3 separate regions of the Homo sapiens genome follow, and all the other regions are linked to region 3. Evidence: chromatin loops called from intact Hi-C (ENCODE). Cell type or tissue: PC-3. All regions are shown on one strand. Each heading gives the region's core, and the rest is flanking DNA. Links, peaks and the distances in the headings are about the cores only. Region 1 has its middle 17 kb from the start of LINC01483. Region 2 overlaps LINC01483 (long intergenic non-protein coding RNA 1483). Region 3 overlaps LINC01483 (long intergenic non-protein coding RNA 1483).

Region 1 (10,323 bases), core at 1,213-9,212, 79 kb after region 3:
TGGGGTGAATCAACCCAGTTTGGGACCCTGAAGACAGCAACAAGGCAAGGATGTGCGTAGGGCTAAATCTGCGTCATCCTTCACAGGTGGTCGTGACCAGAATCAAAATGCCTGGGCAAGAGAGGAAGAAGTTCTGCAAACAGGTGTGCTGGAGGGAAGGCGTGGGGAGGGGAGAGGAAGAAGCCATTGAGTCGATCCTGGGCTTGAAGCCCACACACTTTCCCAGCAGTTCACCTCCGGGAGAGCCCAGGGACTGGACATGGCCTCGGAAGGAGCTAAAAGTTGATTTGGGGTTTTGTGGTTTGGGTGAATGCACTTTCAGTTTAAAATATAAATAGATGTGTTTATGCAGTTGGGCTTTCTTTCTCTTTGCTTTTAATTGTCACTTTAGAAGAAATAAGTCTATGATTCACAGGCTAATGCCAAAAAAAAAAAAAAAAGGAGTTCTCATTGGGTGATTTCCTACTTTATAGGAAGCAATGGGAGAATGGGTTTAAAAGTCACACGAAAGACATCCGCTAAGGACTTTGATGATGAGTATAAGAATGATTCATTTTATTTATATAGCACTTTAATTGTGTTTTTAGTCACATTCTAATTTGGACACACAACTATTCCAGGAGATAGATAAGGTGATTATTATTCATCGTATTTTACAAGTTAGAAAACAGAGGTCAGATAAGTTAAAGATTGCACGTTCCCTTATAGACTGAGCTATAATACACACACACACACACACACACACACACACACACACACACGAGGCAGAATCATTATCATTATTTCCCTAACTGCACCACTGGGCAAACCTCCAAAGGGGAAAACTGGTATTAGATGCTGCTAAGGAGAATAGCGCAAAAAAAAAAATACTGAGTACAAGAAGTATGAGAAGGATTCTAGCCTACATGGATTTAAAAACAAACTAAATCCCAACGGGATTTGAGCAGTGCTACCTTACAAGGTCTTTCCAACTGGCTGCTAAATATTTCCACCAGAATGTGCCACTAGTCCTAGATACCACGTCTATATGTACTAAACAAGACTGATCATCTTTCTTTATCCTTCTCCTTCCTTCCATTTCTATGTTAATGATGTCACTGTTTTCCCAGACTCCCAGACTCCAATGAGTTCTCCAATGTATCCACCTTCCCTGCCTTCTAAATTCAATCAGTCCTCTTGCTTCAACCACTGAAATGACTCTTACATGTTTTCTCTCTTATATCCTAATACGATCTAGGATTCCTCCTACCTAGACAAATGCAATAATTTGTTCTCGCTTCCCACTGCCTCCAGGTCTAATACAGCAGCTCCAGTTCATCTCAGGATCTATTCCAGCCAATCTTTCCTTAAATGTGACCTGATTATAACACTCTGCTGCTCAACACTCTCCACTTGCCATAGAATAAAGTCTAAATTTGTTGGCCATGACATTTGACATTTGAGATCATTCATACAATGGTCTCCAATTGTACATTTACAAAGATCCCCAATTTAAATAACACTGTAAGACCACTTTCCCCAAATATTTCCTCTTACCTCAATATCTGCCTGCTCAAGGTTACTTTACCCTAAATATGCCTTCTTACCTCAATATCTGCCTACTCAAATTCCTACATCTCCCTTCTTTGTCTTCAGAAATACTCACATCCTTCAAGGTCCAGTTCAGATGTCCTCTACTTGACGGAGCGCTTTCCAGTTCTCTGAGTCATTAGACACCCCATTCTTTCCTTCTGCTCCCACTAGACTTGGCATCTCCCTTGCACCATCTATCACATTTGGCCTCTTAATAAAATTGTTTTGTTTGTTTCCTAATAAATTGCAACCTCTTTCAAGGGAAATCATATTCTATACTTTACATCCTGGAAAGTGCTTGACATAACCCTTTGCTCATAGAAAATACCTAATATATATCAGTTGTAATAAATTAGAAAGACTAACCAAAGCTTGTAGCATAACTTCCACGTTATTAAAGCATGCAATAATAACTCCAAGCTACTTGCAATTCCCCAGACATTTATAGTGAAAGCAATAGCTATTATTTACTGAGCATTTATTATATGCTAAGGATATCCTATGCATCTTCTAGCTCACAACAACCCTGTGAAATTTGTCATGTTCAAATTTTACATACAAGGAAACAGAGGATTAATAACCCCTACAAAGCTACACAGATGGGAGGCAAAGGACAGAGAATCAAGGTTACCTAATTCCAGAATGTGCTCCTCACCGCCATGCTATTGCCACAACTAATGTCACGGATGTGTTTCCACAGGTATCCTGGACAGTATAACCAGTTTCCCTAAAGAGGTAATACTTTTTCACCAAGGCATACACATCCTCTTGCCCAGCCTCCCCTTGAAAACAGCTGGATAAAGTCATGATGGGTATAAACCATGGCTCAACACCAAGCTGTGAGCTAAAAGAAGGAAGAGAATCTAGAGCCCAAGAGTAGAACGGGGGTCACCAAAGCAAGGCCAAGACAGGAGCAGACCCAGTAGCTGATAGGAATTGAATCCAATGACAGTGAAGCTGGAAACCTGACTTGGAACAGACAGGAGCAGACATATGGACAAGTGCAAGGTCTGAAGAGGCCAGCAGTAGACAGGAACAAAACAAAAAGCTGACCTGCAAGGGGTCCAGAACACAGACATGAAGAATGGGCAAGGAGTCAAATTCAAGCAACCCCAAGGCCACAGCTCCAGATGTGCTGATGTTTCTGGGAAGGCAGACACAATCTCAAAAATTATCTGACTTGGGATTTTTAGGTACAGTTAAATGGAAAGTCCTGCCTAGAGAAGAGAATGGTGTTTGGGGGGAAAGTAATTCAGAAACTTCCGATAATTTATTTTTATGTCCCCAAAAGGGCATGGCACAATTGAAAGTGCACAGTAAACACTCCATAAACATTTGTCAATTACCTAATAGAGACGGAAGTTTGTTTATTTGTTTTTCTCTTGTAAACACAAAGTAAATCATACCCAGTCAAGTGCCCCTTGCTTAAACTAGCACAATAAATCCAAAGTACCCTAAAGAGGCCATTCTTTTGCAGAGTGCAGAGTTGAGTCCTGCGGGAGAAAACTGCTCTATTTCCTAAGCCTGAGTAACTGGAAATGCCATACATCGCTGCCAGGGAATAAGCAAAGATCCCCTGCCTACTTAAGAGCAGTACAAGCATTCTCCAAGATGTTATGATTTCAAGCAGCATTTGGGAAGCTAGCTTGAATCAAAACTAGACTCTTCCAGAAAGACCCATTCCATAACAACACTTCAAAAACTCATCTTTCCCAGATAAGAAAATTCACTATACATCATCATCAAATTTCCCAAAAAATCCAAGTTATCTCTGTTATAAAGGTCAAAATTCAAGGCCAATCATTCACTCCAAACAGAACTTTTTCAGAGGTCTGAAATTCCCAGATGAGTTAGACCAGACAAGATAAACTCTGCCCTTAGAGATTGCAGGAGAGGGGGGTTTATCTTCAGCAATTTTCCCTTGTAATCTTTGCTCTCAGATATCCTGAACTGAACCCATTATTCTATTTCAAATAGTATCAGTAACCAAAGTCAACAGAGAAAAGATTATTTTTATTGTTTATGAAATACTTAATATTGTATGATATTGAAGGCTTAAACAAAATATCCTTCTTCATGGGTTACTCTATAATAATAATACCACCTGTAATAGCTTCCATTCAGTCCTAAATAAATTCTCCCTTCCTGCTAAACAGGAATATAAAACTTTAAAACCCATGAACAAAATTAACATTTTTAACTAGGTCATTTTAACTAGCCAGTTCTCTATTTATCGAGGATGTTGTGATCTAATCATTATTTCCCATAATAGGTTTTGCTTCTTTAATGATTTTAGTAGGAAAATCAGCCCCTTTTATGGGAGCTAGGATAATACACACATCCCATAACCGGTATCAGCCCTGTCTAAGTCACAAAACAAAAAGGCAACACAGTCATTTAAATCACAAATGAATACTCACATTTAGGCTAGGAAGAATATGTCCTAAGCTTTACCATAAGCTAATGGCCAAACTGTTAAGTCTACATAGATGTTTCTATGAATCTACTGAAAAGTAATGAAAGTATGAATATAGGAGAGGGTTCTCACTGAAGTCTAAAACATAGGTTAAAAGTTTTTTTTCCTTTACCCTTACAGAAAGGAGAGGAAAATCAGAAAAATATTAACATAACGTAACTGTCCTATGGAATAAATGCAGGTGTCCCCTGATGGGAACATAGTTCCCTCAACACTGTAGTTAAGACATTTTCCTCTAAGGCTAAGTAGAAGCAACAACACGGGTCTTACGCGCTTACCCATGCAGAGGCAGAACCAAAAAGTGTGTTCAACCGTCCAAACTCTGCTGGCCAGCCAACCTTAGACATTCGCGGAATATCACTTCTTCACCTGACTGGGTAGAAAATAACTGACATTAAACACCTGGAACCCACAACATTGTTCTCATCTGGCAGGCAGCATCAGAAAAACCTAACTGTCTATTTACAGGAGAATGACCACATATATAGAGTACATCCTACTATAACATGCAATCTGCAGTTTAAAATTAAAAGTGGTTCTGAGTATACTTATACAGAAAGAGCTTCAAGAGATACTTGACATGTTACAAGCACGTTTATGTTTGGGTGTGCAGTGGGATACCATTTACAGAAAGCCCAAATCACAAAAGAGCATAGCTCATCTAGAAGGATAAGTCAATCCAGCAACAGTGCCAGGATTGAGGGTCGGCCACCAACAAGGGCTTTGGGTTTATTTTTATATTTTCACAATGAGAAGTGTTGATGTATCTTTTATGTAAATGCCTTCTGCTCTTCTCTCCTTCCTCCAGCAAGGGTTCTGGCCAGTCATGGTCGTCATGTTTAGTTGCAAGAAGGGCAGCCTCTCATGCAGCAAGCAGCCATGATGGGCCATGTGGCTTACTATGTAGGATACATCACCTGTGTCCATCTTCTTGGGAGATTTCTCCTAGCACTTAGCTCTGGCTTCTTGAAAGTTATTTTATTTTATTTTATTTTATTTTATTTTATTTTATTTTATTTTATTTTATTTTATTTGAGGCGTAGTCTCGCTCTTGTCACCCAGGCTGGAATGCAGTGGCACGATCTCGGCTCACTGCAAGCTCCACCTACCAGGTTCACGCCATTCTCCTGACTCAGCCTCCCGAGTAGCTGGGACTACAGGCACCCGCCACCATGCCCGGCTGATTTTTTTTTTTTTTTTTTTTTGTATTTTTAGTAGAGACGGGGTTTTACCGTGTTAGCCAGGATGGTCTCAATCTCCTGACCTTGTGATCTGCCCGCCTTGGCCTGTCAAAGTGCTGGGATTATAGGCGTGAGCCACCACGCCTGGCCCTTGAAAGCTACTCTTAAACTTTTTAGCTAAATGACAAAAAGTTTTATCTTTTTGACCCCATTGCCTTTCAACTTCTTAGAAAATGCTCCATTTCAATCAAACAAGGTAGTTTGTTGCTCATAGTACTATTTTCCTGCTTAAAGACCTTCCGGAGCCCCTCTGCTCCCTGAAGCTTCCTCTGGTGGTCCTCTGAACCAGTATCTTTTTTCCTGAATTAACAAACTTTTTAGTAGATTTCCAAAGCACTTTAGTGAGTACTGCAGCTCATAAACTAGGATTAAAAACAACAACAACAAAATCTATGCCTTTTTTATTTCCTCCAGTTCGCTAGGCTTCCCCACAGCAGAATGATAGCATCAATAATTTATAATAATTCTCCAAGTAAACTAATCATGCAAACCACACTAATAAAACATTGTAAGCCTAGAACTGTGCTAATGACAACACAGTGGTTACAAAATTAATGATCTCCCTCAACTCTTTATCCAAAAATATCCCACAGCACTTTACGGTTTTAAGATATCAAGAAGCATTTTCCCTCTGCACAAGCAATTTGCTGGCTTCCCCCAGAAAGCACAAATGGCCAGGATAGGAAGTGTATGCTCAAAACTGGAAAATTACAAATATGTGAACCAGCTCTTGAAATTCCCCTTTGCACTGGATTAGAGCCAGGATAACGAGTCTTACACTTCCAGCCATGCATGAAAGATGTTTGGGGCTTTTTCTAATCCAAGACCCAGAGCACTTTTTCATGTTGACTTCCAGGGGACAAGGCACTAAGTGAAAGCATATCTTGCCACATGATTGACTTTTCTATTTTTTCTATTTATTTAAATGTGTCATCACAGCTAACCACATCCTTCATTTTATCCCATCCCATTAAGAAATACGATAAGAGATTTGAGCCCATCATTGGTTTTTTTTAAGTAAGGATTTAAACAGTAGACATGAAACAGAAGGAATAGTCAGAAGGCCTGAAATTGAGCACTATTCAAACACAGGTAAAAAGCATGAAATACCACCAAATCTGACCACCCATCGTACATTCACTTATCAATATGAAAACACTTCATCCACGGTAAAGGGCTTTGAAAATGTAAGTATTATTTTAAAGGCTATTATAAAATGTCCAATGAGGACTTTGAGCTAAGCATATTGTATAGCACTAAATGTAGTGTTGATAGGCACTCGGGATTTTTAAACATCGTTACTCATTGTTATTAAGATGAATAATTAGTGTAGCAGCTGTTGGTGAGCCAAACACTGATCTTTGATATGGACTTACCAGGAAGAAATGCCCATTTTCTCAGCCTCTTTCCTCTCCCCTCCCCTTGGACCCCAAAGCCACACAGGATGAGCAAAGCAGATCATGTGTTTGATGCATTGTATATGTGCAAACCAGACTGTGTACACATCAGTCTTCTTTGAGGAACTTGCACTAAGAGGATGGTAAGGAAGGAGCAAAGCTGACTGTCCGAGTTGACTTCCAATCAGGATATCCCAGCTGGAAGCAAGCCAGCTTCCGCTCCTTTGAATAAAGCAAGAAAGACGTGATCTTTCTTATAAATGAATGAACAATACCATCGGTGTGACCCCTTTTATAGGCTTCAGCCTTCAGTGTGACTCTAAGTCATTTGGTAACAAGTGAATTCCCGAAAAAGACTGGTCTGGCAATAAAGTCTGAATGTTCCAAAAGGCAGAATTAAACTGCCTAGTCATTCCTCTTCAAAAATCCACTTTTAAGTATTTCCTTTAACTTCAATGATTACCCTCAGGAGTAGTGAGAATCTAGGCATCTCATATACTGCTGACAAAAGAATGTGTGGGTGAGACCTCTTGGTGTCTTCGCATTACTTAACAACAAAAGCTTTCAGAATGTCCTTAACCTCTAACATAGAAATCCTGCTTCTAGGAATTTATCCTAAGTAAACATTTGTAACGTCACAAACACTTGGCTACAAGAACAATTTTTATAAAGCAATTTATAAGAAAGAAAAAATGCAAGACATCTTACATACACAGTAGTAATAGCCAGTTACATTCACTATAGTACACTCATATGATCACATATTTTGCAGTTATTAAAGAATGAGTATGCTTATTAAGAGTAATAAGAGCAAATATGTTTTCATTTTGGTAAATTTATATTTGTATTGGTTGTGTGTAGGAGAGAAAGACACACACACACACACACTTTGAGAGTCTAAACCCAAAAAATATAACCAGAGTTATTTCTGAATGCTAAGACTGTGTTTCATCTTTTTCTACTTGCTTATCTACATTTTCCCAATGAATATCTTTTATTTTAATAACAATTTCTTAGTTATGTTAAAAACCTGCAACCCGGAGCAGTACAAGATAGTTTTTGTTTTTGTTTAGTTTGGTTATTGTCATTGTTAATATTTTGTTTCTGGTTCTTATGTATGCTTTTTACTTGTTTGTTTGTTGTTTTAAAGGCAAGGTTATTAAGGTATGTTTAGCTCATGGACAAAAAGAGTTCTCCCAGCACATTTCCAGATTATCCTGCTTCGTATGCCTTTCCCTGCTGACCTGATGAAAGAGTTCTCAACTGCACTGGGGAAGAAAAATAACTTCAGGATGGAGAGTCAGAATAACCCAGATGAGGTTTACAGCCTGGGCAAGGGTGAAGGTTGTTGTGTGGACCCTTATGAACACAACTGAAGTTCCGGACTGGTTGGTAGTTAGCACACACCCTCCAGTTTCCATAATTGTACTTCCTTAGGCCACTGGTGTGAGATCCTTACTCTACCCCTTCTCCATGGGGTCATGAAGTTAATCCTGTTAAAACACATACACAAGATTAAATCATCTTTTCATTTTTCAGACAAGCACATAACACCACCCTGACACTGAGCAGATCATCTCCAGCTCCCTTCATATTATGCTACTGGAGACCAATCTTTATAACCAGAAGAGGAGGAGGAGGAGTTATTCTAACCTGTCGTTTTCTTCCTTTACATCACTTTTTCCTTTTAGGTCATATCCAAAAAAGGAAGGTAAATATATGTTTTAAATCATCTGCAGCAGTGTCTTAAATTATGTCATTTCTTAAAGGAGGAGGAAGAGGGAGTAGAGGAAGAAATAAGAAAGAAAACGGGAAAGAGAGGGAGGGACGTGGAGGAGAGGAGAGGGGAGGGAGGGGAGGGAAGAGGGGAGGAAGAAAGGGGACAGGAGGAGAAGGAAGGAAAGGAGAGGGGAGGGGAGGAGAAGGGAAGGGAAAAAAGGGGATAGGAGGGGAGGGGAGGGGAGACGAAGGGAGGGGAGGAAAAGAACATTAGTGATTATCTTTCTGGTTCCTTTTCTGCTGAAGCTTCACCTGTGAATTCTTTCTATGAGATCCACTACTGGGAAATTCTGGGAGCTCCAGGGAAGAGCTGCACAGCACATTTCTGGCTAAATAAATAAGGTTTTCTATCTTGATTTATTCATTCAGCGAGTACATGTCTCCATGTCAAAGGCTGACCTAAGAATCTTCCTTATAAAAATTCAGCAAGCATATCATTGCATTTTTTTTAATTAAAAGGATTGTGTGACAAGGGAAGCAGTATTCTACAGTTTATCAAGAATGAGTAGAGGAATCACTATACAAAGTATAATTTGTGCCTTTTTTCATATCTGACTATTCTATGTACTTTTTTTTTTTTTTTTTTGAGATGGAGTCTCACTCTGCCACCAGGCTGGAGTGCAGTGGCGCGATCTCAGCTCACTGCAAGCGATTGTCCTGCCTCAGCCTCCTGAGTAGCTGGGATTACAGGCATGCACCACCACACTCGGCTAATTTTTGTATTTTTAGTAAAGACAGCGTTTCACCATGTTAGCCAGGATGGTCTCAATCTCCTGACCTCGTGATCCACCCGCCTCGGCTTCCCAAAGTGCTGGGATTACAGGCATTGAGCCATCGCGTCAGCCTTTCTATGTACTTATTTTGTAGAATTCCTTCTCATCTGCTTAAATAACCATAAGTGATGAGAAATCTACCAAGTATAATATGACTTTTCATTTGCAAGTGTGTACCGCCCCAAGAAACATCATGGCGCCTTCTTCAAAGTACGCAGAGAGTACTCTTCAGATTGTAAGTCTGGCTCAAGAATAAAGAATGGAGAGATGTTCCTAGGCAAGTTGGAGGCTTCTAATCCCCACCCACACACTGCCACACCTTACCCCACATTCTGACACAGTCACCCAGACCCCTTGCTCTGTAGACAGACAAATTCACAGAAAGTCAGTATGTGCCTCAAGGCCCACCCTCAATAAGAACAAACGGGGTCCACTTAGAATTCTCCCCAAACCACAGCAATTTAATATCAAGGGCACCAAAGAGAAAAACAAGACAATTCCCATTTAGGACATAAATGAATACTACTGTTAAATATGATTTTTAAAGTCAACAGATAATTAAGAGGATATTTTAAGAACATTTGCCATTTAGATCTAACCTTTTGAAATTGGTGTCACAGTGGCCAAGTGCCAAGGGGCAGTCTCAGCAGCAGACTATTTACCAAGAGGGATCTTGCTCAGACTCTGTTTTACTCTGTGATGTTCACTGTATTACAGGAGTAAGTGAGGATCTGAGGATAGCTTTTTTTCATCTTGAGGGACCCCAAAGTTTCTATAAAAGAACGTGGGAAAATCCATAGGTACTAAAGGGAGTATCTTCTATCATTTCCATATTGTCAGTTGAAATAAGGAATAAGCATGTATATAGGTCAGCAGGCTTTTTCTTTGTAATTCTCTGCGGTCATCTCTCTTAGGGGCGTAACTACTGCTCTACAATAACAAAGAATTGGTGGATAATTAAGCTGCTTTACACAGAGAGGGTGTTTTTTGTTTTGTTTTCTTTTGTTTGTATGTTTGTATTTTTAATTTAAAAAGTGCATTCACAGCCAGGTGCGGTGGCTCATGTCTGTAATCCCAGCACTTTG
Region 2 (10,323 bases), core at 1,388-9,387, 57 kb before region 3:
AGAATATACTTTCCCTCTGCTTTTCAGACAGGTCCTCTCCCTCAGGGCCTTTGCTTTGATCTTGCCTTTGTATTTACTTGTTACCTGGGCTTTAATTTACCACCAGGTAACTGCTGACCTTGCTCTGTCTAACCTACATAGATTAGGGGAACATGCTCATGAACTTAGTCAAAATAATCTCAGGAGACCTGAGACATTTTCTCACTACTCTCACCTGGACCGTCTTGGATCACTGGACCCTTTGCTTGTCATCTATAACTCTGCAACTAAACTGAGTTAAACTCTCAGCTCTCTGTTATTTTCCCCCATTTTAGAAGCACCACAAAGATTAACCTGTTCGTTTCCAGCTGGATGCTATGTGCTCTGTGATCAGAGTCAATTTCATATATGTGCTACACAAGTCTCCAATCTTAAAAGGGCTCTGCTGATGGTTCCTTGAAATTCTTAATGTTTGAATAGTTGCACACAAGGCCAGCACGAGGCCCTGCAAATTATACAGCTGGTCTTGTGTGTAACTCTTTTTCCCTGCCTGAAATCCAAAAGCACAATCACATTCCTGATGTGACGTGACAAAATCCAGTCTAATGGGGTAAAACATGCATTATCAGTTGAGAAAGCACCTAGATTAAAAAGCTAAGCATAGCCAGCTGCAACTCCAGCCACACAGGCTGTCACGCTTGTTAAATATTCAGGAGCATGCACTCATTTGCTTGGTCACTGCACTAAGCAAAATAAAGGCCTCCAGTCATGTCACATGCTAACATCGAGGAGAACCAGAGACTACGGTTTGTATTAATTGAAAAGTCATGTCCGGACTTCAGCCCTTGCTTCCAGAAAGTTCAGGGCAAAACTCATGAATTCCAGGAATGCACGGAAAGAGAATCAAAGAACAAAACTGGATTTCTACCTAAGTTTAGAAATCAAAGGCTACTGATCTAATGCTTTAGCTGAAATCTTTTATTAGAAATGGCAATAAAACCCAACTAAACAGCTAGAACACAGATCATGTTTTATTCCTTTACATAATCATTTCTTAACTTCATGTTGACAAGAACAACGTGATCATGAGTTATATTATTTCCTGGCTTAGAGTAAAAATGCCTACCTTTTTACAGCTGGGGAATGATTTGTCACCCTTCCTCTCCATACCACACTTCTTCTCTTCCACCAGAAACCCATTATCTGTTGGAGGGACTGAGGCAAGGAGCTGAATCATATATTTTCCTAGTGTCCTTTACTTGTTACATCTGTCTTGTTAAACACAGAATGGAAACTGTTATGCTTTGGCTCTGTGTCCCCACCGAAATCTCATCTCGAATTGTAATCTCCATAATCCCCACATGTTGAGGGAGGGACCAGGTGGGAGATGATTTGATCATGGGCACGGTTTCCCCCATCTGTTCTTGTGATAGTGAGTTCGCACGAGATCTGATGGTTTTACAAGGCAGTTTTCCCTGCTCACTCTCTCTCACCCACCACCATGTAAGATGTGCCTCTTCCTCTTCCGCCATGATTGTAAGTTTCCTGAGGCCTCCCCAGCCATGTGGAACTGTGACTCAATTAAACCTCTTTTCTTTATATATTACCCAGTCTCAGGTATTTCTTTATGGCAGTGAGAAATCTGACTAATACAGAAACCTATGAGGCACTTGCTTCTGAGGGACCCAAGGGACCCAAAGGCAGGTTTCTATTTGAAGAATTTAAGACAAAATTGTTGTGGCAAGATTTTCAGAGGGGGTCAACTACATCTACCAACCTTATCACACGCTTGTACCTCAAACTCTTAGTGTAGACCTGTGTTAAAATCACAGCCCCATAATCAAACAAATTCAGACACCAACTGGATATTAGATGGTAGTTTTTAAAAATCATTGTTTTAATTTAGGTATAAAGTGATGTTTTCACTATACATTAAACAAATATTTCTCTTTTGGAAATATATAATGAAATATGCTATCTATAACACATCATAGCATCTGCTATGTGGGGAAGGACTGGAGTAAGGCTGGTAGAGATGAATAGAATTGTTTATGAGTTAATAATTTTTGAAACTCAGCGATGCGTTCAGGAAAGTTAATTGTGATGTGCTTTCAACTCTTCTATGCATATGAGATTTTCCATAGTGAAAATTATAAAAAATATATTTTGATGTGTTACATGTTATTGTGGTCCTGATGCTACCATTTCTCAGCTGTGGAATATCAGGCAAATAGCTCTCTGAGCCTGTTTCATCTGTGTACTTTTCATAGTCATAGCTACCTCTTGGAGTAACGAGAAATGAATGAGATAGTATGTATGAAGTGACCAGCAAAGGGTAGTTACTCAGTGAAGGAAAAGGCATCTTCATCGTGGCCCGATTTCTTCTTCCACTCCAGATCATCCTTCAAGTAGAGTCTGCTACTGGCCCTCAGCTGAGTGTATACCTTTCTTTTGTCTGCTGGTCAGCCAGAGTCTAGACTGAGCTCCAACTTCTGCTTACTTTATGAAATCAGATAGGACTTTAAGAATTCAGCTTGCCGAGTGGAAAGATAAAGTCTTAATCTCCTGTGTGAGCTCCCTTCCAACTCCCACCCCTTCCAAAAGAACACAAATATACATTTGGATTTTCCATAAACAAGAGCACGTGCCAAACAGGTTTGTGTAGATTGCAGAAAAATGTTCTTTTGATTCAGATCCTGAAAACACATCACTGAATGACTGTACTAAGAAACAGCATTCACCAGTTCAAAGTTGCAGCTGCCTGCAAAGAGCTAATACAACAGATAAAGCTATAGAAGTAACTTGTGACTATTTTAATCATGCTGACCTGAATATTTTTAAATTAATACTTTTTTTTTTTAACCAAACACAGCATTGAATCTCCCTGAATGTTAATGGCGTAAACCAAGCTTGTCCAACCTGTGGCCTGAGGGCAGCATGTGGCCCAAGACAACTTTGAATGTGGCCTCACACAAATTTGTAAACTTTCTTAAAACGTTATGAAGTTTTTGTTTGCAATGCTTCTTTAGCTCATCAGCTATTGGTAGTGTTAGTGCATTTTATATGTGGCCCAAGACAATTCTTCTTCTTCCAATGTGGCCCAGGGAATCCAAAAGATTGGACATCCATGGCTATAAGCAAAAGTGAACAGTGACCTAACGGTGTTTGCGTAGTGGACCTTCTACTATGCTGAATTTCCTTAAGGGAGGTAAATCATTGTAAACAAACACTGTGTTCTTCCAAGAGAGTTGGTAGAGAGAATTGTAAATGGAAAACTATCTCAGGTTAAGTTACACAGAAAAGGTATTTTTCCAGCGTTTTAACCCTAATTTCATCTTTGGAGGATTGGAGTATTATTTTCCCTCACACAGCATCTTCTTTCTGTATTCTAGCACTGTGCTGGGTATTGAAAGTAGAAAGACAAACAAAGTCCTCACTTTAAAGAAAAATTACGCAAACAACCAACATTGACTAAGGGTTTAATGTGTCCCAGGCATTGCAAGGAACACTACATTTATCCACTCCTTTAACAAATATCAAGCATCTACTTTGTGTTAGGCAGTGTTCTGGCACTGGGGATGCCGCAGTGAATGAAATATAAAATTGCTTCCCACGTGGTGCAAACAGTAAGAAAATAAAATGAATTTACTTATTAAAAAATTTCTATGAGATGGTGCTTTATAATTCCCGTTTACAGATGAGGAAATTGAGGCACAGAAAGGTTGAGTCATTTCCTTAATATTCTAGCAAACAGTAAACCTGGATTTTGTATCTAGTGATTCTCTCTCCAGAACCCAAACTCCTTATTATTCTATTGATGATTCCTCTGGTTCTGTTTTGCCACCCAAAAATGGGCCCAATGAGACTGGACCCAGTGGGGTGCTGCAGCTAGAACACCATGCCACCCAGAGTCACACCTGGACAAATTACTAGACTAATGAACTGGGGGAGATATTTCGGAGGCAGGGTCAGGTCTGCTAAAACCCATCCTGGCCACTCTGCTCATCAACCCAGGCCAGCCTCACCAATTTGGCCTTCTGCCTCTGACCTTTTGCTTTTCGTCTCAGTCATTATTATCATGTAATCTTAAACCCTTAAAGATGGGAGAAATCTGAGATCATTCTTAATCTGGTTTAAACTGAGAATGAGCCCGTGGTTGGCATCTCTCTTCTCAGAGCTAAAATTAAATCTGCAAAGCCCTGTATCAAATTTCTAATTTTTTTTCTCCCTACCCTTTCTGCCACTTTAATCTCTTAACCCCAAATCACAATTGGTGCAACAGCTTGGGGCCAAGCCACTTCAATCAAATTCCTACTGGTGATAGGTTTTGCAATATACCAAGACTGCAAGGGCAATTAACTTTGGCAAAATAAGGGTCACACCTAATTTCCTGAGAAACTCATAAACTTCATGTAATCCTGAGTAACTGGACATCTATCAAAGGGTTCATACAGTAATTCTCTTGAGAGATCATTGTAATCTGCCAGTTTGATTAATTCCCCAGAAATATAAAGCTGAAGTTGATAAGCTTAGCCCTCATCCTGCTGCACGGAGAAAAACTTGAGCTGTGGCAACCTTCTAAGACACTGCTTAGGCCCTCCTTTCCCGTGGGAAATTGTTTTCACACTTTTGTAATATTTTCCATTGACTCTGTGCTCAGGGGAAGAATCTGAAGCTGTATAGACACAGATTCACTATGTTTACTTCTCAGCTTCATGAGATCTCCGACTTCACCTTTAAACAACACCCATCTATTTGGTAACTCCAATATTATGAAAGAACTGGTGTTGGTATAAAGATGTGAGTTTCCTTGTACATATTGTTAAAGTCAAAGAAAATCATCCAAATTGTGATAAGAGAGAATATACGCCAGTTGAGCTCTCTGCTGTCAGACAGCGGAATAAAGACATGATATGAAACCAGGAAAGATACCTAGAAGCCCACTGCCTCCTTGGCTTGATGCTTGGATGTTCTGGTGTTCGCCTATTACTTGATTCCTCAAGGTTGCTCAGAAACTTACACTTCTGTGTCACCAGGAGACACTTTGAATATTTTGCTACTGTTCCTCATTCAGCTTTGACCTTCCTAGCAGATAAAGGACAAGAACATACCACATTTTAGGTATTCACCAAATAATCTCAACATAGGCTGTTTGCTCAAGCAATTAGAAACATCTGTGCTGTTTTCAATGTGTTTTTGTTTGGTTGATAGTTTTGCTGGTAGTGGAGGGGGCTGTGTTTTCTTTTTTTAAATTTCTTTCAGCAATTATACAAACCTTGATACATTTCTTCGTCAAAGGATTTGAATCAAGTATTAGGAAATTGCATGGAATATTTTGGGCATCAGCTCCTTCTACCAGGACTGATCCTTAAAATCAAAGGCAAAAACTGCTCTATTCCCTTTTCATGCTTGTTTGCAGTCTGTTTGTCAAATTATCTGTTTGTTTTTAGCAAAGGCTATTAAGAATTATTTTTAGTTTAGATACACAGACCCTTCTTAAAATGTGGTGATGTTAGTTTCCTGGATACTAGATATGACATTTGCAAGTAGACATTGGTTTTCCACACTATATTTTTTAAAAAATTATTATATCATTACCCATGATTTATTCCACTCCAAGGGGCCTCCCAGGCATTAGTAAGTGATGCTTGCCCGAGCCAACTTTTAAAAGTCATAATGCCCTTCTAGTATTTATTCAGGGACATTCCATCTATTCTTTCCCTGAAAAAAAAAGACCACATTGCTTTTCTTCTGCGTTTAATAGCCCAACACAAATCACTAACCAGTGTTAAGGCTGACAAGCTCAGCGAGGGCCGTCCATTCAGCAGCCAAGCTCAGCAAAGGTGCATCTTCCACAGCAAACAAAGGGCCCAAAATTGAAAACATCTGCTGGCTGCTCTGGTCCCAATCTGTTAATATTGTGAAATGAATGATTAAAACCACTTCATTAACTGTAGGTACTAGAAATGCTACATATAGGTGCATTATCACTCAATGTGTGGTTTAATTTAATGTCTTGATTCCACTGGGAAAATGCCTAATCCATAGGCTATCAGTGATTTATCACTATCCTCAGATATCTACAGTATTGCTAACATTTTTTAAGTTAAAACATTCTTTGTCAATGATGTTTAAAAGGAAATGGTATGGAGCTGGTTAGTGGAGGAGAAAATGTAGGATAGAGGATTACTAGATATTGATGGCTTGCTTACAAAATCATACGGGTTTTTTTTTTTTTTTTTTTTTTTTACAATATACAGATCTGCTGCTTTGGACATCAATGATGATATTTTGCACAAGTTAGTCACCTGCCCTTGCTGCTGACTTTGCTTTGATTCACCTCTCAGTTGACTCATTGATTTTTGGACTCCAGTGCAAGCAACAACAAACTATGAAAATACCAAGGTTTAAGGCACTAGATGAATTAGTCAATGATTCTCTATTACTGCCACCGAGGCTCTGAGCAAAATACAAAGTATAGAAGTGTAGATTCCCCAGTTCAGTTTGTGTATTTGATCAGTTTCTCAACAAAAGCACACTTAGCCTGTGGGCATGACAATTATTTGTGTCATCTTACTGCAACTGTAGGATGTTTAGTATTCATGGCCCCAGAACCAGACGGTAGTATTCCCCTCCCAAATGCACGCACACCTACAAACTCAGTCACACCCCGCATTTCCAAAATCCTAAATATCTCACTCTTTCTGCCATCTTGTAGCTGTCCAAAGTACACACCCAAAATACTTCATTCTCCCATGTTTTCCCTCCCTTTTCCATGCCCCTTCCCCACCCTCCTCCCCGCCAAAAAATTGCCTAAGTCCTGGTAAAATGCCTCAGCCCAAATTGTTCACTATAATATTTGTTGATTTAAGGATCAATACGTGTTCTGATCCTTGCCATTTGTAAAGATAAAAGCAATTTAATGATCCAATTAAATTAACTCACAGTAAGGTCTCAATGACTAATAGACGTAATCTTTTTAGGGGTAATTACACATGAAGAAAGAATAGCCCCAACTACAGCCTTCTCCCAATGCCTGTCATGCAAGACAAAAATCATGAACTCAAGACTCCCTTTATGAAAGGTTGATGACTCCCGGTACAGTGGAAAACTCAGGAAACCCTCTTTTTGACTACAAAAAGTTTATAACAAAGAGATTTCATTTCTCCAGTGTCATCAAAAACACCATATCCAGATTAGTGTTATTATTTTCCCATTCTCTAAGAGCAAAGCAAAGTTAAAACTAAGGGAGAGGAATAAGAGGACTTGGATTTTCTGGTTGTACCTTGATTCTGACAAGTCTTTCTGACTTGTCTTGTGACAAACTAACCAGAAACCCCAGACATGTCTTCTCAGCAAATCTCCTAAGTTTTTATTTTATTTGGCTGCAGAAAAAAAGCAGTTTTATTTAAGTTTTTAGGTTTTACTAAATGCAGTCCCTCTTCCCATAAAAATTACAGCAAAATTCAAAGTCCAACGAAACGACAAATGGTGTTGCATAAATTTTAGTACATAAATTTTCGGAGGGAAAAACAGGTTTGACTTTCATTTTATAAAAATTTCATAGTCAGGACTTTCTTCTTGTGGAATTGCATTGCTGTCTTCAGCATTACCTCACAAATACTCAGAGAAAACACTGGTGCTCTTAAAATGATTTGAGTTATTTGTCTTTCTTGGTACGCCTTGGTACATCATTACGTTGAAGGATTTAATTGCAAGTGAAGAAACTCAGTATGTTCTCGGAGTTATTTTCCATTTTTCCCTTAGCATGGGCATTTTACTTTGACGTCACTAACAGTCAGTGAGAGCAGAGACAGGCAGTGGTTAAAAGAAACCACAACTAGCGGAAAATACACTGATACTGTTTCTTTTGTAGTTGTCATTCATTGGTGGTGTCATTCATCATGCACTATTGTATAAGTAGTCATTTTTAGCCCTACTGTGCAAGAACAGAGGCAGATTATGCTGTTATTCCTCGAAAACTGGTACAAGAAAGAAGGTTCACAGCTCCCCCTTGGAGCTGCTGATGATAAAAACCTGTTCACAATGTTTAGCTGCAGCTCTGTGACTGGCTCGTTTGAGGAAAATTCATCTTAATAGTGCTATTTTTGGAGACATTTTTGTAAAAATTACTTTAATCATTTATTTCTCTAAATTCTGTGATTTTTGCCTTCTATAATCCTTTGCAAATGGAAATTACAACTCACTAGTTAATTAAAATATTATTATTGGGGCTTCAGTATAGACAGCAAGAAAGATATAACACATGAGAATTATTTCCTTACTGTTGTCTTATGTCAATATATGTGTATACATGTGTGTGAAAAAAATAATTTTTAAATCATATTGTAAAAACCCTAAGTTGAGTTTTTTTTAATCAATAGAACATCATGTTTAATATAGCTGATAATTGACTATTATGCATCTCAAGAGAGGAAATTTCTAGTGCTCTCATTACAAAGTAGGTGAAGTATTTGAGTGGATAAATATGTTAATTCACTTAGTTTCCTCATTCCACTTTATATTGAAAAAATCATAACACCAGTTTGTGCCCCATAAGTATATGCAACTATGATTTGTCGAATACAGTTAAAAGTAAAAAACAAAACAAAAAATCCCTCTAAAAAAGAACCTGTGGAATCAACTTAGCTAGTTCTCATTCTTCTATTTATACCCTGAGTCATCAAGTTCTATGCTTTAACATGTTTTAAAACATATCTTGAGTTCATTTAGAAATGCCAAAAATGTATAATTACAAAATGAGCAGCAATGTACCAACCACCCAGCTTAAGAAATAAAGTGGGCAGGGTGAGGTGGCTCATGCCTGTAATCCCAGCACTTTGGGAGGCTGAGGCAGGCAGATCACCTGAGGTCAGGAGTTCAAGACCAGCCTGGCCAACATGGTGAAACCCCATCTCTACTAAAAATACAAAAATTAGCCGGGTGTGGTGGCAGGCAGCTATAATCCCAGCTACTTGGGAGCCTGAGGCAGGAGAATAGCTTGAACCCAGGAGGTGGAAGTTGCAGTGAGCCAAGATCGTGCCACTGCACTCCAGCCTGGGTGACAGAGTGAGACTCTGAAAAAAAGAAAGAAAGAAAGAGAGAGAGAGACAGGGAGAGAGAGAGACAGAGAGAAAAAGGAAGGAAGGCCGGCCAACATGATTGAAGCCCCAAAGAACCACTTCCCAATTATATCTCCTCTCTGTCCCTTAGAAGCTAATTATTGTCCTGAATTTGGAATTTATTATTCTAATAAGTTTCTTTATACTTTTGCTACCCACATCACACAATGCGTGTCTCTAAACTATATGTAAGTGGCACGCTTTTACCTTTATATGGCATTATACCATATATTTTCTCCTGCACCTTGTCCTTTTTGATGCTCTATGCTGTATTTGTGAGATTCATCGTAGTACAGTACATTCTTAGTATGGAATAGTATATAGTAGTGAAAGAAAAAGTGTAAATGATGTTCTGTATTTGTTCTTCCTCTGCATTGTAATGACCAGTGCCTTATTGCAGCCTCTCTGGCCTTTATACTTGGACCATTATCACTGCCTCAGGTCTCTACCTACTCTAAAGTAACTTCCATTATACTGCCAGGCATGTGCTTAGAAACACTACTTTCAAGATACTAAAGTGTGCAAAAATATTTAGTGAATCTCTGCTCTTTAGCACATCAGGGCCAAGCTCCCATGCCTAACTTTCAAAATGTCAGTGCCATGCACACATCCTTCAGCCCACCCTGAAGGTCACCTGCAGCATCAGGGGGCAGTTGCCACACACATTCATGGTTTTCTGCCTCAACTGTCTGCACCGCTTCCTGCCTGTGGCTCTGGCTACAGGTGTGAGCTCAGCCTGCAGGAGGACCGGCCAGGTAAGTTATTGCCCCAGGCAATAAGGAAGCACAGAAGCTGGTAAATATACGGTGGGGCCCAGGTGAGAAAGGCCCACCTGTGTCCTGGCTGAGGGTCTTCAGGGTTCTTTAGGGCCCGAGGATTCCTGAAATAATGGATCACCCACCTATGCTTTAAGACATGCTTTAATTTTTTTTTTTCTGGAAGCCCTGTGACTTCCCTAAAAACTGAATGAATTCTAGAACAGACCTGCGGTGCCAATGGGTCATGTTTGGTTAGAAGGTGATAATCTACAGAATTCTATGGATTCCAGGTACTATGGACCTATTCCGTATGGACTAATAAGAGGACGAATCTTCTTTAAGATTTGGCCTCTGAGTGATTTTGGATTTTTACGTGCCAGCCCTAATGGCCACAGATTTTCTGACGATTAGTAAGTATTTATTCTTTTGACTTAATTATTGTCTCCTTTTCATGTGAATTTATT
Region 3 (10,323 bases), core at 1,124-9,123:
CATGGTAATGGCTGCTTAGAGTTGTTTTTCAGGAATTGGGGGTTGGGGGTAGGCTGGTTAAAGGTAGTTGAAACCACCAACTCTCTGAGTGGGCCTGCTCAAATGCCCAAGAGGTGACTTTTTTTGACATCAGAGGGCCAAAACGTGCTCCCTTGGAACATGCTAATGCCACCATTTTCTGAACACATGCTCTATTAAGAACCACGATGCTTGACTACACATGGCACATCAACAATTACCTCGTGATGTAGTTTGGATGTTTCATGCCCTCCGAATCTCATGCTGAAATGTAATCCTCAATGTTGCAAGTGGGCCTAGTGGGAGATGTTTGGGTCATGAGGCTGGATTCCTTATGAATGGCTTAGTGCCATCCCCTTGGTGAAGAGTGAGTTCTCACTCTATTAGTTCAAGTAAGAGCTGGTTGCTTAAAGAAGACTTATATCTCTCTCACTTCCTCTCTTACCATGTGACATGCCTACTCCCCCTTCAACTTCTACCATTATTGTAAACTCCTGAGGCTTCACGAGAAGCCAAGCAGATGCAACTACCATGCTTGTACTGCCTGCAGAACTGTGAGCCAAATAAACCACTTTTCTTCATAAATTATGCAGTCTCAGGTATTCTTTTATAGCAATGCAAAATAGACCAGTAGAAAATCGTAAGGAAGAGAAAATATATTTACTATTCATTAAGTGGAAGTGGCTCCTTAAAAAGTCTTCATGTTGAGTAGACTGAGGAAGAAGAGGAAGAAGAGAAAGGGTTGGTTCTGCTGGAAAAGCATACCTTGCTTTTCCTTGTCCCCAATCACCTTTCCCCGTGTTTTGGACCACTTTGCACCTTTATCCCAAAAATATCTTTAAAACCCTATCTTTGGGGAAGCAGATATGAGATTTGCTCTCCCTTCTCCTCGCATGGCAGCCTTGTGCATAAAATCTTTTCTTTTTTCCAAAACCTGTCATCTCAATAATTGGCTTGCTGCACACAGGCATCTTGAACCTGGTCACTAACATACTCACCATTTTGGAAGCTCTCTGAAAATTATCCTTGTGGGTTTCTATGGAGGCTTTATTATATAGTCATGATTGATTACATCATTGGCCACTGGTGGTCAACTGAACCTTCAACCTCTCACCTCTATCTGGAGGTCAGAAGATAGGGTTGAAAATTTCAGTCCTCCTTGGTTGGGTGTGGTGGCTCACGCCTGTAATCTCAGCACTTTAAGAGGCCGAGGCGGGTGCATCACCTGAAGTCAGAAGTTCAAGACCAGCCTGGCCAACATGGCAAAACACCATCTCTACTAAAAATACAGAAATTAGCTGGGCGTGGTGGTGCATTCCTGTAATCGCAGCTACTCAGGAGGCTGAGGCAGGAGGATCGCTTAAAGCCAGGAGGCAGAGGTTGAGTGAGCCAGGATCACACCACTGCTCTCCAGCCTGGGCCACAGAGCGAGACTCCGTCTCAAAAGAAAAAAAGAAAAGAAAAGAAAAGAAAAGAAAACCTCAGTCCTCTGATCACAGGCTTGGCCTTCCCTGTAACTAGCCCCCATCCTGAGGCTCCTCAGGAGCCACGAGCCATCAACCATCTCATTAGCATGCAAAAACACACATCAGTTAGGGGATTTTAAGAGTTTTAGGTGCCATATGCCAGAAAATGGGGATGAAGACCAAATATATATTTCTTTTTATAAATCATAATATCACACTAAATAAGGAATAAGAGATAATTTTCCCCTCAAAGAGATAGACCATAACTCCCCATCCCATAAGTGTAAGCTACATATATTGACTTCTTTCCAAACAGTAAAGAAAGGAAAGCTGGCTGTGGTGGGGAGAGAAGGAGAGCATAACTTTATAGTAGAGAAACCTAATAAACCTCATCTCAGCCAAGTGATCAAAGTTAGCAGCAACAGTGATGTCATGTTAATACCATGTACCTTTGATATGATTTAATAAGAATAGCCCTTTACCTCTGTGTTCTTCCTCCTCAAAATCTGTAACACCTGTATAACTGAAAAAACATCATAAAAATTGCATACGGATGCACCCTACAAACTGACTACTACTCCTCAAAACTGTTAAGGCTGGACCGATGTGATGGGTCACACCTGTGATCCCATCATTTTGGGGGGCCAAGGCAAGTGGATCACTTGAGACTAGGAATTCAAGACCAGCCTGGCCAACATGGTGAAACTCTGTCTCTACTAAAAAATACAAAAATTAGCCGGGCATGGTGGTGCACACCTGTAATCCCAGGTACTCGGGAGGCTGAGGCACGAGAATTGCTTGAATCTGGTAGGCAGAGGTTGCAGTGAGCCGAGATCGCACTGCTGCACTACAGCCTGGATGACAGAGCAAGAGCAAGACTCTGACTCAAAAAAAAATAAAAAAATTAAAAATTAAAATAAATAAATAAAAACTGTTAAGGCTATTAAAAAAAATAAGAAAAGTCTGAGAAACTGTCACGGCTAAGAGAGGCACTAGGAGACATGAGTAAGTATAATGTGATATCCTAGATAGAATGCTAAAAGGATCACTAGGTTAAAATGAGGGAAATCTGAATAACATACGGACTTTAGTTAATATATCAACATATTGGTTCATCAGTTATGACAAATGTCCCATGCTAAATGTATGATATTAATCATAGGGGAAACTGAGCACATGACATAGGGGCACCATCTGGACTACTTTCACAATTTTTCTGTAAATTTAAATCTATTCCAAAATTTAAAAGTTTACTTAAAAAATCCATTCTGAGTTATCTTCTCCAACTACCCACTACCAATCTTAAGTAAAGAATGTCTCTACTCATTTTAAATTTGTAAAAAGTAAATTGAAACCAACATTTTCAAAATGCCCCTTTTGATCATCCTCAATATTGGCATGTGGCAAGTTTATTGGCAATGATAAAAGTGTGTGTTTTGTTTATCTGTATTTCTCCCTGCAAGGAAATAGTCAAACTTTCATGCTCTATTGTCTGACAGTGTTCCTGTTGCAAGGCAGAAGTCTGAAGTTGTCTGAAGACAACTTCATTTTTTGGCTTGTGTCTTCAAAACCCTAAATTTTTTTTTAGTAGATCATAGTAAGTGTATTTCATATAGGGTGAAAGAAGTGAGAGAAGTATTAAAGAAAATGAAGTATTAGGAATAGAGAGAAATAGGAAAATGTATAGTTCCCCAAACTCAGGTATGTTACAGAGATCCTTGAGTCCTATGACTAGTAGGGATCCCAAACCTGTTTCCTCTCAGCTTCCTAGAAAATGACCAGGCCTCAGTAGACTGAATGGATCAACCTAGGAAGGCTTCACTCAGAACACTAGCAATCCTGATCTTTCCAAAGATGCCAATGCCCAGACAGAGAAGCAGCAGAGCCCCTCTACAAGGGCCCACACCAGGGTTAGCCCTTGAATGTTTTCTATACTGCCTAAGATGCCGGGAACTTTCCTTCAACTCCCTAGGAACCCCAGTTTTGATTGACAGTCAATTCCCTGCTAAGCCAGCAAGTTAGAAACTGAGAGTCAAATTTAATTAAATTTTTGTAAAAATAATCTAACCTTTCCTCTGAATTTGTACAGTAAGTTTTGCACCTGCTTCAGAAACAAAGTGTAGAGCTATCACTGAAAGAGCATCAAACACTGCACTTTGAGTTGAAGAATAAAATGTTGCATACGAATATCATACCAGATAGAAGGGAGACAAAGGACTCCTGAAAGATGCTCTCAGCAAATATTTTATAATAAATATAATATCATTTACTGAATCCCTAATTGGACACGTCCCTATGTAAGCTAAAAATCATCAAAAAAAAATCATCTACCAAAAAAAAGCCTACAGCTTACATCATACTTAGTCATTAATGGATTATATGATAAAAATATGCTAGGATTGTGCATACATAATTGCAGTTATCCATACTGTATGGAGGGAACCAGACAGAATTAGCCCACTTTGAGATGTGAGAAATGAGTCTCTATGCAGAAAAATAACTCACCCGAGATCGCACTGCCAATAACTGTCATAGCTACAGAGATAGAAGGAAACTCTAAACCTGTCCTCTCTTGAATGCTAAGGTTCACCTCCCTCTTTGGCCTCAGCTAGGTCTGCCATTTTTATCACGGGACTATTTTTATGCAAGATTTGCCAACCTGGGAAAGAGTGGCTTTGTTTTTATAGGTTGTGTCTTCTTCGGGTAAAGAAAGATTTGGGTCAAAAACAGTTCCATTTCATTTTGTAATCAGAAACGTTTCATGGAAAATTAAAATTGCTACACAAGCTATACTGCACACATCATGAAGTGTTCACTCATAAGAGATCATTGAGGCACCCCAGGACACTTTGCCCGTCTTCAGATCACACTCCTTTCATTCGATGTAGAACATTTGGTCTGGGCTTCAGAACCCATGAAAACCGAGCTGATACTTCAAACGGTGGATACTTCGGGTCAGGCAAAATAGCATGGAAACTTGTACATGCCATAAGCACCTCATCTATCCGAGCCAGAGGAAGACATCCACTGAATGTCTGCATTCAGCTCTAATCCAGCCTCCCTAGGACCCACAAAAACACGAGCATGTCCCTCCATTGTAATGCAGACTCTACCAAATAAACAAGCACCTATAGATTTAAAAACTTTTGAGATAATGTATCACATTTTAAATGATAACATAAATAAGCTGCTTCAAGATTAGGACCTTACATAAGTGGTATTAGAGTCACTGCAGCTGTTCAGTGAAAGTGTCTCTTTCTACTTCTTCCTGCTGATTTTTTTTGTCCTTCTCTGCCAAAAAAGCATTTACTACATTTTTTTTCAATATTTTCTCCGTGTCAAGTGGAACTTTTTCATCCAAATTTCACTGCTCAGGTCCATATGTCTCCTTTTTCTTCTTTTTGTATTTTTTTTTAAGATACCACATAACAAAAATGTTTCTCTTATATTAATTTTGTTACTCAGGCAAAGTAAACCATCAGTCCTTGGTATGTCATACAAAAGCCAGAAGAGTAGTGACTCACTCATGCAGAGATTTTATTTAAAACATTTGCTCTGTGGTCAGAGTAGATTAAAGACAGATCAGGTTACCCTCAGAGCAGTGCAGACATAGTGAGAGTGAGAGATGTTGCCACTTGGTAGATAAACCACACACCACTCACATGACAGTCACTTTCCTTGGTCCCCTCCTTCAAGACTGGAACACCTGCATTCAGCAGACTTGGGCTTTACTGACCTTGTAACTCTGAAGGGTTCTTGAAAGGATCTGACATTTTAATTTTGTGATAAAAAATGAAATGGCTGCTGAAAGATCTGAATGTCCCTTAGGGACTCCTGGTACATGAAGAAATGAAAAAGAGAAACTGGTGGGGAAGAAAAGGGAAAATAAAAAAGAAAAATGAGGGAAAGGAAATAAACCAAAAAGAGAGCACTATGACAAGTTTCCATTGTTCTTTTTCTGTGCCAGAGAGAGTGGAATTTTAAATGATTGCAAATTGAGCGGCTCATGGGTAATCGATTTGGTCTCCACCAATAGAGGTCAGAAACCCATGACATGTAAATAATATTTATGCAGTTGAAACAAGGAACAGATGAAGTCCATGGAAAAGAATGAATCTCTGCTTTTTGATTTTTATAGAAGAGCACAAATTTCAACATCTGAGACCGACATAGTAAGAAAACTGCTCATAGTAAAAGCTGATGTGTGAATGAATATCCGTAACTGCCAGTATTTATTAGTCTATGTGCTATTTAGCTCAGGTCTACCAACTAAAATTAGTTAATAGTCGACCAAATTCATTGGTCAATTCATAAAAATCAGCTAATTAACTGATTTTGTGTGTGCGCGCGCATCCATTTTCAAACATACTTGTCCTAGAGCAACTTTTCTTCTTCCCTTTCATTCTTCCTCCCTTTTTTCTTTCTTTTTTTAAATATGCAAAAAAACACTAATTCTTTCACACTTAAAACAGCTTGTGACCTGCTGAAGATGGAAACTGTCAAGAAGATCATAGGATCTGCGGATTAGAAGAAATTCCAGTGGTCATCTAGCTGGACCTCTGATAAGGGCAGGAATCCTTTCTACAACATCTGGTAGTATATGGTCACCAAAGAAAGCCTGCTTGTATATTCTCATTGATAAGGGACCTGCTATTTTGTGGGGCATTTAGTTTCATTGTTTATGCATCTATGTGTTAAATCCATATTTTTAGGTGTGGGTAATAAATTAATAAACAAGAAAATCATAAGATAGTGATAAGTATAATTCAAAGCATTAAAACAGAATAATGTGAGAGTGTGTAGATAGCTACTAAAGACTGGGTATTCAATGATGGTCTATTGCAGGATATGACATTGGGGCTCAGAAATAAGTGTTTTCCAAGCAGAAGGAATAGGTAAGATGAAGAGTCTAAGGTGGGAATCAGCTTGGCATGGAAAAATAAATAAGCAGGCTGGAGATGATGGGCTAGGTTCAGGGTACTGAAAGACAAGCCTGGAATGGGTGCAGAGATCATTCAATGCTGGGCTTTGTGGGCTGTGACGAGGATTGTGTGTTCTATTCTAAGCACAATCAGATCTATTAGGCAGTTTTAAACAACATATTTTAAAATATTGCTCATGTAGAGAGAATAGAATCCAAAGCAGCAGAAATAGAAGCAAGGAAACCAATTATAAGGCTATTATGATAGATCAGGGAAAAGATTTTGATAGTTTGGATTGTGGTGGCAATGCAAGAAATGGAGAGAAGTGGAAGAGTTTGGATTATGCTTTGGGGAGGTTAGATTGGCACAACTGGCTAGGTCGACTTTGCAGCATGGGGTGGAGATGAGTTAAAAAAAAAAAAAAAGAATCACATGCACTGTCAAGATACCTGGCTTGAGCACCTGAGCAGGAGATGGTACAAGTTACTGACATGTAGAAAACTGGGGGATGACTAGGTTTCCAGGCAATAAAAGTAACCCAAGAATTCTGCTTTAACCTCACTATGTTTGATGTCTGCCATGTAGGGAGTTGGCCAAACAATTCAGATGTTCCAGATAGAAGCCTGATATTTTTAGGCATCTGCATTTTGTAAGATAATTAAATTATTAGTAGGTTAGTCGTAATATTGAACTGAAATTTTCTCCTTGTAATTACTACCCACTAGTCCTAGTTTTGTCTTCAAAGGAAAGACCACTTCTCACATGATGATATGGTTTGGCTGTGTCCCCAGCCAAATCTCATCTTAAATTGTAGCTCTCATAATCCTCATGTGTCGGGGAGGAGGGACCCAGTGGGAGGTAATTGAATCATGGGAGCGGGTTTTTCCCGTGCTGTTCTTATGATAGTGAGTAAGTCTCACAAGATCTAATGGTTTTACAAGGGGCAGTTCCCCTGCACATGCTCTCTTGCCTGCTGCCATGTAAGACATGCCTTTGCTCTTCCCTCACCTTCTGCCATGATTGTGAGGCCTACCTAGTCATGTGGAACTGTGAGTCCATTAAACCTCTTTTTCCTTAAAAATTACCCAGTCTTGGAAATTTCTTCATAGCAGTCTGAAAATGGACTAATACACATGACAATTCTCCAACTATCTGAAAAACTGAAGGTTGATATTTACTGTACACCTGGTATGAGCCAATTATTTTGCTGATAGTCTCTTATTTGGACTTTCTAGGGTATATGAGGGCATGAATTATTTCCCCCTATTAAAGAAAACGGAACTGAAGTACAGAGAGAGTCTCTTGTCTAAGGTCACAAAGCTACAAAGTAGAGAAGCTGAAATTCAGTGCAGATCAGTCTTATTCCCAAGCTCATCATTGGACTGTATCTCTCAGACCCAGGTGAGTTAATACTAGTGCTCTCAAGTGTTTCTCAGATAGCAGGGCTTCCAGAATGTTTCACCATTCTCAAAGTCTTCTGCTAGCTTCCTACTTCAGCAACATCTCGCTTAAAATGTTGGTCCTTCCAGTGAACACATTTGACCTGACCAAGGAGGAATACACCCATTTTCTGAACAGATGCCTTCATAGAATGATGCTGGACATTGCATTAGAGTAACCACATCACACTGTTGGCTCATATAAAATTTGTGGTCAACTGCTGTCTAGCCAGGGCTCCCACATCCTATACTTGTGCTATAATTTTTTTTGCCTACATTAAAAACGTCAGGATATTTGAAACCTGAGTCTTTTAACTAGCAAATTAGTTGTTCCCTCCACTTTTCTTCCAAAAGCAGGTCTGATAAGTGAGCCTTTTGTCTTTGTCTCATTTATTGATTAAAATGACATTTATGTTATAGAATCAAAAATTTCAATATAATAAAAAATAAAGCTTAAGATTTATTGTGTGCCTACTGTGTTTCCAATATTATTTTAAGTCTCAGTTTTCTCATCTTTAAGATGGAAATCATAATAGTACCAAAGAGCGAATGACAAATTGCCTGTGAAATTCCTAACTATAAGGTCATACTTATCTATCACTCAAAACTTTGGAAGACCATCTTATTTTAAGACAATGTCCAGCCTTTGATATTAAGCCACTCTCTGATGTAACTAAGGAATATTGTATTGGGAAAGTATATGGAAACTAAAAATTAGACCGCCAAAAACAGTTTGCAATGGAAAACAAGAGTAAATGATCTTATTATGTCACTGAGAGTTGCAACCACTGCTTAATTGCCCACCGATAGTCTGGTAAGTAAGGCATTGTTAATGTGCTTCCCATTCTACCCCAACAAGGAAAGGGGCCTCCAGGAAGAAGATCCTAGGGAAGGACAGTAATGGAAGGAATGTGCTGAAACTCCCCCCTCTGCCCAAATCCAATACATCTATTTCTTTGTGCCCTGCACATAATCTGTGCTTCCCTTAGTTCAGATTCCCAGAAGCAGATCATGAGACAAGGGCTCAAGTGTAAGTTGTTCGTTTGGAGGAGATGCTAGGAAACGCCAGAAAAATGGGAAAGCGAGCCAGGAAAGGAAAATAAATAAAAGGTGCATTACTAAGGTAGTTACTACTGAGAGTAAATGTGACATAATCCTGCTGCGGAGCTCTAGGAGCCAGTGTAGAATTTGTGTCTCAGCGTTATCCCATCCTAGTTAGTTAATTATACACTAATTCCCATCAGTCATTGATTGAGACTGTCAAGGTAGGGAGTTATTTCTCAAGCACTTCCAGAATGCCCTGTGCACCAAAGAAAGCTGTCAAAGAGTTGGAACCATGATCAGGCCTGAGGGAATGTAGAGTGGGAATAACAGAATATGCTACACCCAGTGAAGGTTTTTCAAGACCTCCAAGCTCTCCAATAAGCTAGATGATCAAATGTATATTTTTCTGGCACGGTGCATGGCCAACAAGAGCAGTTAAAATAATAGAAGGGTGGCCAGGCGCCATGGCTCATGCCTGTAATCCCAACACTTGGGACCCTGAAGCAGGCAGATCATGAGGTCAGGAGTTTGAGACCAGCCTGGCCAACATGGTGAAACCCCATCTCTATCAAAGATAAAAAAATTAGCCGGGTGTGGTGGCACACACCTGTAATCCCAGCTACTCAGGAGGCCGAGGCAGGAGAATCATTTGAACCCGGGAGGTGGAGGTTGCAGTGAGCCGAGATTGAGCCATTGCACTCCAGCCTGGGTGACAGGGTGAGACTCTGTCTCAAAAAAAATAATATAAGGGTGTACTCTGGACAACTCAACAACAGCAACCACAAAAATTTGTAAATGGGCAAAAGGACTTAAATAGACACTTCTCCAAAGAAGATACACAAATGATTATTCACTGTGCTTATTGCACATGAAAAGATGCTCAACATTAATAGGGAAATGCAAATCAAAACAACGGTGTGGTATCACTTCATGCTCATAAGGATGGCTCTTATGAAAACAAAACAAAACAACAACAACAACAACAACAAAAACTAAAAATAACCTGTGGTGGTGAGGATGTGGGGACATTAGAACCCTTGTAAACTGGTAATACAAGTGTAAAAATGCAGCCACTATGGTAAACAGGAAGTTCCTCAAAAAGTTAAACATAGAATTATTATACTATCCAGCAATTTCACTCCTAAGGATATAACCAAAAGAACTGAAATTGAGGACTCAGACATATATGTGTGCACTAATGTTCCTAGCAGCATTATTCACAATATTCACATTATTTATATTATTGTTCATATTTTCCCACCAAAAGGTGGAAACAACCCAGCTGTCAATAGATTCATAGATAAACAAAATGTGTTATATACATACAAAGGAACATTATTCAGTTACAAAAAGCAATAAAATTCTGATACGTGTTACAACCTGGATGACCCTTGAAAACATTATGGTAGATAAAATAAGCCAGAAGGACACAAA

Evidence for each region. Hi-C counts contacts between places; a loop is a spot of excess contacts. Peaks named below come from ENCODE experiments on the same cell type or tissue, not always from the same donor. Only the 100,000 strongest peaks of a DNase experiment are listed, where the experiment ranks them.
Region 1: it touches region 3 in a loop (4-fold over the local background); 4 of 110 quality-filtered maps call a loop at or near these places.
Region 2: a loop joins it to region 3, with 3 times the contacts of the local background. A loop is called at or near these places in 4 of 110 quality-filtered maps.

What each region holds. Positions count from the first base shown.
Region 1 is chr17:69,571,329-69,581,651 of GRCh38, reverse strand. No RefSeq gene overlaps it. Among named protein-coding and RNA genes, the nearest start is that of LINC01483, 17 kb to the left of the region's middle. In PC-3, for the core only: no CTCF peak of the experiment used is centred there; a DNase peak (open chromatin) is centred at 6,111; H3K27ac peaks cover 1,743 bases.
Region 2 is chr17:69,707,141-69,717,463 of GRCh38, reverse strand. The region is part of intron 3 of LINC01483 (long intergenic non-protein coding RNA 1483); the gene reads right to left. Among named protein-coding and RNA genes, the nearest start is that of LINC01483, 120 kb to the right of the region's middle. In PC-3, for the core only: no CTCF peak of the experiment used is centred there; a DNase peak (open chromatin) is centred at 6,333.
Region 3 is chr17:69,649,843-69,660,165 of GRCh38, reverse strand. The region is part of intron 3 of LINC01483 (long intergenic non-protein coding RNA 1483); the gene reads right to left. Among named protein-coding and RNA genes, the nearest start is that of LINC01483, 61 kb to the right of the region's middle. In PC-3, for the core only: no CTCF peak of the experiment used is centred there; a DNase peak (open chromatin) is centred at 5,055; H3K27ac peaks cover 454 bases.